2 separate regions of the Mus musculus genome follow, and region 2 is linked to region 1. The links are chromatin contacts, found by Hi-C or POLR2A ChIA-PET in ENCODE. All regions are on one chromosome and are shown on one strand. Each heading gives the region's core, a stretch centred on a gene start or an enhancer-like site at or near the end of the contact. The rest is flanking DNA. Distances are from core to core; before and after follow the strand shown. Region 1 holds the start of Aplp2 (amyloid beta (A4) precursor-like protein 2). Region 2 has its middle 8.4 kb from the start of Gm7244.

Region 1 (3,997 bases), core at 96-2,595:
TTTTACCAATAGAAATATTTACACATTCTGTAGAAATGAATTCACTCTGAGCCGGGTTTTTAATTAGAACATTCTCAGGTCATGCCTATTTTATCAAACGCAATCTCTGACACTGGCTCAACGTACAGAAAGCCACGGTGGGTTTTTTTTTTTTTTTTAATACAAGCAGGCGCAAGAAGAAATAAACAACACCAGAAACACACAGTCCAGTCCTACAGTTCAAGCATTATTTCGAGAAAGTAAGTAAAAATAAAGTCCCATGTCTCCCTAGGCGACAGAGGGTTCTTGCGGGGAGGCTAGGTGCAGAGCAAGCTGCAGTACGGGTTCCACATCCGACATCCTGGCTCTTCCAGCGGCCTGAACTCCCGCCAACCACCTGGGACCCTAGACGACTTCACCAGGTTAACGGGGGTGACCTCTGGTGCAGAACAATCACTGTGACCCTGACCCACGTAAAGTACCCCCTGAAGCTTTCCAAATGTACTGGTGGATAGCTTCAACGTCCCCTGGGAGGAGGAAAGCCGGGCTCCCTAGTTTGCCAGACTTGTGCAAACGACTGGGAGGCAAGGGAGGGCGCAGAGCGCCCCGCTGCCCTGGCGGCGCCTCCTCTCCCCGCTCCCTCGGCATCTCGGCCACTCGCCAGGGCTGGAGCCGCATCCCCGCTGCCAAGTCCACCTGGTCAACGACTGCTGCGCGCCGACCGTCAAGGTGCGAGCCCGAAGCCCAGGCCCCCGACCGCTGCGGGCACCGGGGACCCGGTGCAGGCCGCCCCATTTAGAGCGCCGCGGGGCCGCAGGGCGCACGGCTGAGGCGCGCACGGCCCCGGGGGAGGGAGAGCGCGCGGTGCGGTGTCCCCGAGGATGCGGCGGCGCCGCCAGCGGGTAGGGGGCTGGGGCGGCCCCGCAGCCCCGACGCCTTTCATTTGGCCTCTGCGGCGACAGAGGCAGCCCGACCTCGGCGCTAAGCTCTGCGCAAAGCTGAGGCGCGCGGGCGGGGTGGGGGGAAGGCAACCCGCCGCTGCGCCGAGCCTCGCGCCGCGCCCCCGGTCCCACGCCCGCCCACAGGCCGTGCTCCCGGGCGACCGGAGGAGACGCAGATCGGGAGCTCGCCTGGTCCTCACCTCTATGTAGCCAGCCAGAGCCGCAGCGGGCGCCGTGAGCCCGAGCAGCAGCAGGACAAGAAGCTTGCCGGTGGCCGCAGCGGCCGCGGTCCCGGTGGCCGCCATCCTTCTCCAGGTCGCTGTGGCGCTGGGCTCTCCCCGTCTCTCGCACAGCCAGGCTACAGCGCTTCCCTACCGCGACCCAGAAGCGTCTGAAGCCCGTTCGCCGCCGCCCCGGGGGTTTTACATCGACCGGAACTGACTTCACAAAACCACGCCCCTCTTCGACAGGACCCAATACGAGCCGGCATAACTGGCCTAAGATACCTCCCCTTGTTTAGCCCAGGTCCAATCAGAGCACGGATACACCGACTCCCCTCCCCGCCCAGCGCGTGCCCCCTCGTGGCCCCGCCCCAAGCCACGGCCAGCCCCGCCCCCGCTCTGGACCCGAGGCTGGGGGCGCAGGAGTCTTCGCGGGTAGACCGTGGGCCGCTGTTCCCAGGGCGGGAGGCTCCTGTTTGGTTGTCTCCTGGGGTGGCTCTACATCATCCACCTTCAGCATCGGGATTTGGGCACGCCCCACTCCCCTAACCCTGCAGGATATTTTCCATATTCCTTTGGGTACCGCCCTCTTTGGGGCTTCTGGAAAATGTTTTAATTAAAAACAGGATGAATTGTTGGGAGTTCCGGACGGTTTGCAGAGGACCGACCCTGTCGCCCTGGAGGATGAACGCCGACATTCTGCTCTCCCCAGCGCTGCACGGGGCGCGCTCTTCCCCCCCAGACCTCTGCGCCCTTGTTTCGCCCCTGAACCCGCAGTGTCTGCACACCGCTGACCTCTGCTCCTTAGGTCCTTTCCCTGCCCCTCCTCGTCGTCACAGCCCCTGCGGCACAGAGAGGCCTTCCCCGCCGAGGCCAGTGGCGCCAGGCCACTGAAACACAAGCTCCCACCCCCCCACCCCCCTTCTCATGTGTTTCAGGACAGGATTCTGGCATCATTTTTCTTCAGTTTAAGATCTCTAAAGCAAAAGACACGCTTTCTCTCTTTTTTCATGCTCCCCAGCATCTTGGTTCCTGGGAAAGCGGCCTGCTGCCCCAGTTCACAACTGGCACCTTGTCCTCTCCATCACGAGGGCTCTGCTGGCTTTGTTTCCTTTCCGTAGCGGGTGATTTATGTACCACCCTCTGCAGAGACCTGGACTCATTTCTTTAGCTTCAACCATATCAAGAACCAAGTTCCTCTCCGCAGGAAGCATCTTAGTGGAGAGGGAGAGACAGTGTCTATAGTGGGCAGAGTGGGACAGTAAGGACCCTGTATTTTACAGATGCATTCTGCAACTGCACGCCAACGTAAGCAGTCCCGCTGTGGTCAAACTGGCTCTGCCTCATTCTCAATGGATGCCAGACACCTTTCCATTGCACAGCCCTTCCTGCTCCTGCTCCATTCCCACAATCCTCCATTCCACCTACAGGAAACACCTTACACAGATGTCATTTCACCCACCTCAGAATGCTGAGAGGGCTGTATCATACCGTGGCACTTTCCCATGGCTAGGTCTCTATGTCTCTCACATCACTGACAAGACATGAATTACGCCCAGTGAGTCTCCAAATGGGGACCTCATTCGATAAATGTTAGTACTCAATCCAGAGGCCCTAGAATTAGCATGAGTTTAGTACTGAATTTACCTTCACTCTCATTTATACATTGAACAAATGTGGCACTTGTCAGTGGGGCCTTTGAAAGGTAACTGGATTTAGTTGAGGTCATGGATGGGGGGCATTTCAGGACAGGATTAGTGGCCCTTAGAAAAGATAAGGGAAATTAAGATTTTGCCCTCCCTTTCTGGATCTTCCCCTCTCTTCTCTGTCTCCCTGCCCTTGTGAAGAAATAGTAAAAGCATCTAATATGTGGGAGGGGGGAAACGAATTTAGGAAATGACGTAAGGGAATTTCAGCCTAAAGCAAGTTGGAACTGGAAAAAGTTTGTTTGCATTTTCAGACATTGAAGAGTATTCATGAGAGGTGATTGACACATCGACCATGTTCTGGACTCTAAAATGCTACTCTATCTTTATTACATGATGCTGTTGGAGTGTGTCTACTCTTGCAGCTCTCAGACAGTAAATTTTCATCCCAAATGTGGTCTAGGTCTAAGAATCCTTTATTATCTTTGTGCACAAAAGTAAAAGGTTCTAAGATAATCATTTTGTTCTATTTTCATAAGACTCAGACTTTGTCTTCCACATACATTTAAGGCATATGCATTTCTTTGTTTTAAAAGGCCCAGAGTTCATGGTTGTATTTCTAACTTGTGCAGGAGTCTTCGATCCTCTGTGTATACCCTATACATATGTGAGATGCAGACTATGACTGCTGCTCCCAATTGAAGATGCGTTTCAGAGTCAACTATGAATTTTATTACAAAGGACCACAACTCCAGAAATTCCGATTCTCTAATATACATATATTTATGAAGCTTCCTAGGAAAGTCTAATTACTAGTATTTTATTTTGTTTTATTTTATTTAAGTCTGGGAACTGAACAGAGGTCTTCCAGCATCCTAGGCACACTGTATCTTTTGAGCACACTTTATCTTCAGTACATTCCCCACCCCACCCCACCCCTTTTTTTTTGGGGGGGGGGGGTTTCGAGTAGACCAGGCTGGCCTCGAACTCAGAGATCTGCCTGCCTCTGCCTCCCAAGTGCTGGGATTAAAGGTTCTTTTTTTATATATATATATTTTTAAGATTTATTTATCATTGTATCTAAGTACACTGTAGCTGTCTTCAGACACACCAGAAAAGGGCATCAGATCTTATTACAGATGGTTGTGAGCCACCACGTGGTTGCTGGGATTTGAACTCATGACCTTTGGAAGAACAGTCAGTGCTCTTA
Region 2 (3,869 bases), core at 87-2,586, 51 kb after region 1:
ATGCATTGCAATCACTCTAATCTTCTGTTTCTCTCTCTCTCTTTAATTTATATATTTTTATTTTATGTGCATTGATGTTTTTCCTGCATGTATGTCTGTGGGAGGGTGTTACATCTTGGAGTTACAGACAGCTGTGAGCTGCTATGTGGGTGCTGGGAATTGAACCCAGGTCCTCTAGAAGAGTAGTCAGTGCTCTTAACTGCTAAGCCATCTCTCCAGTGCCCCCTCTCTAATTCTCTTAATTTTCATTTGTTTGGGGAAAATATATGTATATTGAGCCCAGGCAGAAGACATTTCTTTTCCTTCAGCTGCTAATGGAGTGTTCAAGTTTTGAGCGGCTTATAAACAAAAGGATTGTGGACATCCATGTGCGAGTCTTTAAGGTACTCGGACCTTCATTTCTCTGGTTAATACTTAAGAGTACGGGGCTGAGATACATTGATCACAAGGTGATCAATTCAAGAAGATGTCAGACTTTCTCCAGATCTCTCATGAAATTCATATAAAGTTGAGCTGCTGCATAGTAGAGTTGTACGCCTTTAAGTAATTTAATTATATGAAGGTCTCTTCTCTGTGACTTTCTGATTTGAATGGGCTCAGGGCTCTATCTCTGTAGTCTCGTCCTCATACTCTGTACAGGTTCTTTTAAGAACTGGTGTCTGACTACGTAGCCCAGGCTGGCCTCTTGCCTCAGACTCTCCAGTCCTGAAATTACAGGTATGTACCACATATCCTCTCTGTCTCTGTCTCTGTCTCTCTCTCTGTCTCTCTGTCTCTGTCTGTCTGTCTGTCTCTCTGTCTCTCTCTCTTTCTCTCTCTGAGGGGGCCCATAGGAAGGGGTTGCCCTTGGAGATGGTACCTGGAACCCTATACGTGCTAGGCGAGGGCTCTCCACCACTGGCTACATCCAGCACTTTCTACTTCTTTAAGATGGAGACCCCAGATCTTAGAAGTCTATAGAATCCTGTAATGAAGCAAGGTTTGATACACACTTATCTCTGAGGCTGTCTTCTTTGGTTTTAGACCTTTCTTCCTTCCTTCCTTCCTTCCTTCCTTCCTTCCTCCCCCCCTCTCTCTTTCTCTCTTTCTCTCTCTCTTTCTTTCTTTCTTTCTTTCTTTCTTTCTTTCTTTCTTTCTTTCTTTCTTTCTTTCTTTCTTTCCTTCTTCACCCCCCCCCTTCTCTCATTCTCTTTTTCTTTTTGACAAAGTGCTGGAGCTACAAGCCTGTGTCATTGCTCCTGATTCAAGGCTGAAGAACAGGAATCTGTGGCTTTTGCATTCTAGGTGAAGGGACTCTGGTCAGCTGGAGCGTGGCTGCCAGCACTCTGGCAGGCCTTGCCCTTCTCCCCAATTCCCTCTGCCTTGCTAAAAAAACGCTTAGATTACATTCCTAAAGCTAGCCACCAGGGCCTAGTTCCTTATTTGGCCATTTCCTCCTCCTGAGGCTGACCACCAAGGTCAAGCTATCAAAGTATTGAAGTCCAGCATTCAAAGGCCTCTTTGGCTGCCCTATTTAACATGCCTAAATAAAATTAAACACCTCACCCTAACCTGGTTTTCCTCTTGTACCTTTATAAACTGTCATTTGCCTGTGGGCCACATCTGTCTTCTCTCCTGGCAGTCAGTCCTTTATCTCCTGGGACAAACACCCCTGTCCCCTCCCCACCCTCACCGCCCCCCCCATCTCCGTCTCTGTCTTTTATCCCCTGCCCCCTGTCCTCCTGGGGCAAATCTCCTCCCTGCTGAGAACTTGGTCTTAAGGCTCCAGAATGATACTTTTCCTTTCAGCCTAAGACCTTGTTTTTCTCTTCTTATCCTATGTTTTTTGGATTTGTCTCTTTCATTGTGCAACAACTCTACAGCCATGTGTTGTATGACAAAATTTTCAGGGCAGGGGGAGGGGAAATGTAACTCTTATGTCTACTTACCCTAGACAGGGAACCCACAAGAGTCCAAAGTAGAGATACCCCCCCAAAAAAGTCCAACTTGGTGAACAATTGAGTTCATTTGGATTACCTACAGAAGTATGGATGAGGGGTTAGTTACAAGAACAGAAATAACTCAAAGACAGCTATATTACGAAAGCCCACTCCAGCATGGGTGACAGCTCACACAGTGGGAAACCTGAAGCGCATTGCACAGTCATCAGGCAGCTCCACAGGTTGAAGAGTGTCCTTTCCAGGTGCCTCAGGTTTCCAGGCTAAACCTCTTCCAGGAAGCTGATCTGGTCTGAGTTGTCTTCGCTGGTTTTCTCCTCTGAGAATCTTCTTTGAAGCTCAGCTTGCTTGAGTCCTGGCTGCTCAGCTGCCTCAGTCTTCTGTGCAGCTCAGCATCTGAGGTGGACTCTCAGTCTGTATTGCTTATTCTCATAGGGAGGGGCCTAGTGAATCTGGTCAGTTTCAGGGACTTCCTGAAGCTATTTTGAGTTACTCATCTTCTCACTTAAGGAGTGTCCAGCAAGATGGAATGCTTCAGTCTCCTAAAAAGGAAAACACCGTGATAATGAGCAGTAGTACAGCAGATACATCATTTGTTTATGACCTTTAGGTGGAATAATCTTAAATTTTTAGCATTAATAAAGCAGTTGTGGAGGCCTGTCCCTGAAATGTTAGCATTCAGGAGGTGGAGGTAGGAACATCAGAAGTCCAAGGTCATCCTTTGCTACATCAACTTTGCTGTAGGGGAGGAAGAGATGGTTCAGTAGTTAAGAGCATCTAGAATTCTTGGAAAGAACCAGAGTTTGATACCCAGTACCCAGGTCAGGCAGCTCACGATCACTTGTAACTCTAGCTCCTGGGGATCCAACACCCTCTTTTGGAACTCCTTCTTTTGGACTTTAAGAGTATCTACACTCTCATATACACCTACATGGACACCATATATATGATTTTAAATAAACATATTTTTAAAGTATGAGGCAGTCTGGGCTTCATAAGACTCTGTTTTCCCATGCCCACAAATAGTATTAATAATGTTTGTTGTGAAAGCTTTTCTTTTCTAGTATCTATTTTCTGAAAAAAATTTTCCTTATTAAAAATACATAGGGGTAGAGAGCTTAGACATGAATAAAACCCTGGTTCGATTCCTAGCACCATACAAAAATCAGGGTTAGTGGCTCATATCTGTAATCCTAGCAATTGGACAGTGGAGGCAGGAGGATCAGTAGTTCAAAGTCATCTTCAACTACTTAGCAACTTTGAGGTCAGCCTGGTCTACTTGAGATGTCTCAAAGGAAAAAGGAAGGGAGGAAGGAAGGAAGGAAGGAAGGAAGGAAGGAAGGGAGGGAGGGAGGGAGGGAGGGAGGGAGGGAGAGAGGGAGGGAGCGGAGGGAGGGAGGGAGGGAGGAAGGAAAGAAGGAAGAAAGACTTCTATTATGTTATAAAATAGGAATTCCTGGTGAAACTTTTCCAAAGTATTTGTAAGGTTTTAGTGAGTGTATGTTCACTTGTGTCCAATGTGGTACATATTCTGAGTTGTCCCTAGATCACTAAAATCAGTTTTTTCTTTTGTTTTCAGTACTCAAACTCAAAGCAGTGCCTAAAAGAAGGTTTTTGCACACTCATAGTATGTGTTACATGTATGGTTTGTTCGTTTCAAGACAGGGTCTCACTATGAAGCTCTGGCTGTCCTGGAACGCCTTATACAAACCAGGTTTTCCTGGAACTCACAGAGATCCACCTGGCTTTTCCTCCGGAGGACTGGGATTAAAGGCGCGGAAGACCAGGACTTTAGAGTTGCTAGTATGGTTCTTGCATGCATAAGAAGCAACTCAACTAAACCAGGCCTGTTGGTGCATTCACGGAGTGCTTAGTGTCACACTGCCTCAGTATTTCCTCATGATCATACCACACTCATTACTATGTTTTGGT

Evidence for each region. Hi-C counts contacts between places; a loop is a spot of excess contacts on that map. ChIA-PET counts read pairs that join two places held with the same protein, here RNA polymerase II (POLR2A).
Region 2: POLR2A ChIA-PET joins it to region 1 with 18 read pairs in Patski. The contact joins the enhancer-like site here to the promoter of Aplp2 in region 1. A Hi-C loop is called at or near these places in 10 of 37 maps with a recorded cell type or tissue (T-helper 17 cell, adrenal gland, gastrocnemius and 3 more). POLR2A ChIA-PET finds 5 or more read pairs at or near these places in 4 of 5 experiments (Patski and embryonic stem cell).

What each region holds. Positions count from the first base shown.
Region 1 is chr9:31,210,503-31,214,499 of GRCm38, forward strand. It overlaps Aplp2 (amyloid beta (A4) precursor-like protein 2), which reads right to left and starts at 1,346. Exons shown (of 18, transcript NM_001357698.1): 1 at 1,121-1,346. The coding sequence starts at 1,225.
Region 2 is chr9:31,261,040-31,264,908 of GRCm38, forward strand. It overlaps a transcript of Gm7244 not described here. Among named protein-coding and RNA genes, the nearest start is that of Gm7244, 8.4 kb to the right of the region's middle. Within about 2 kb of position 1,337, at least 1 of the 3 ENCODE cell types and tissues checked has a DNase peak (open chromatin) inside an H3K27ac peak, as active enhancers do; it is heart, where a contact is called at or near this core.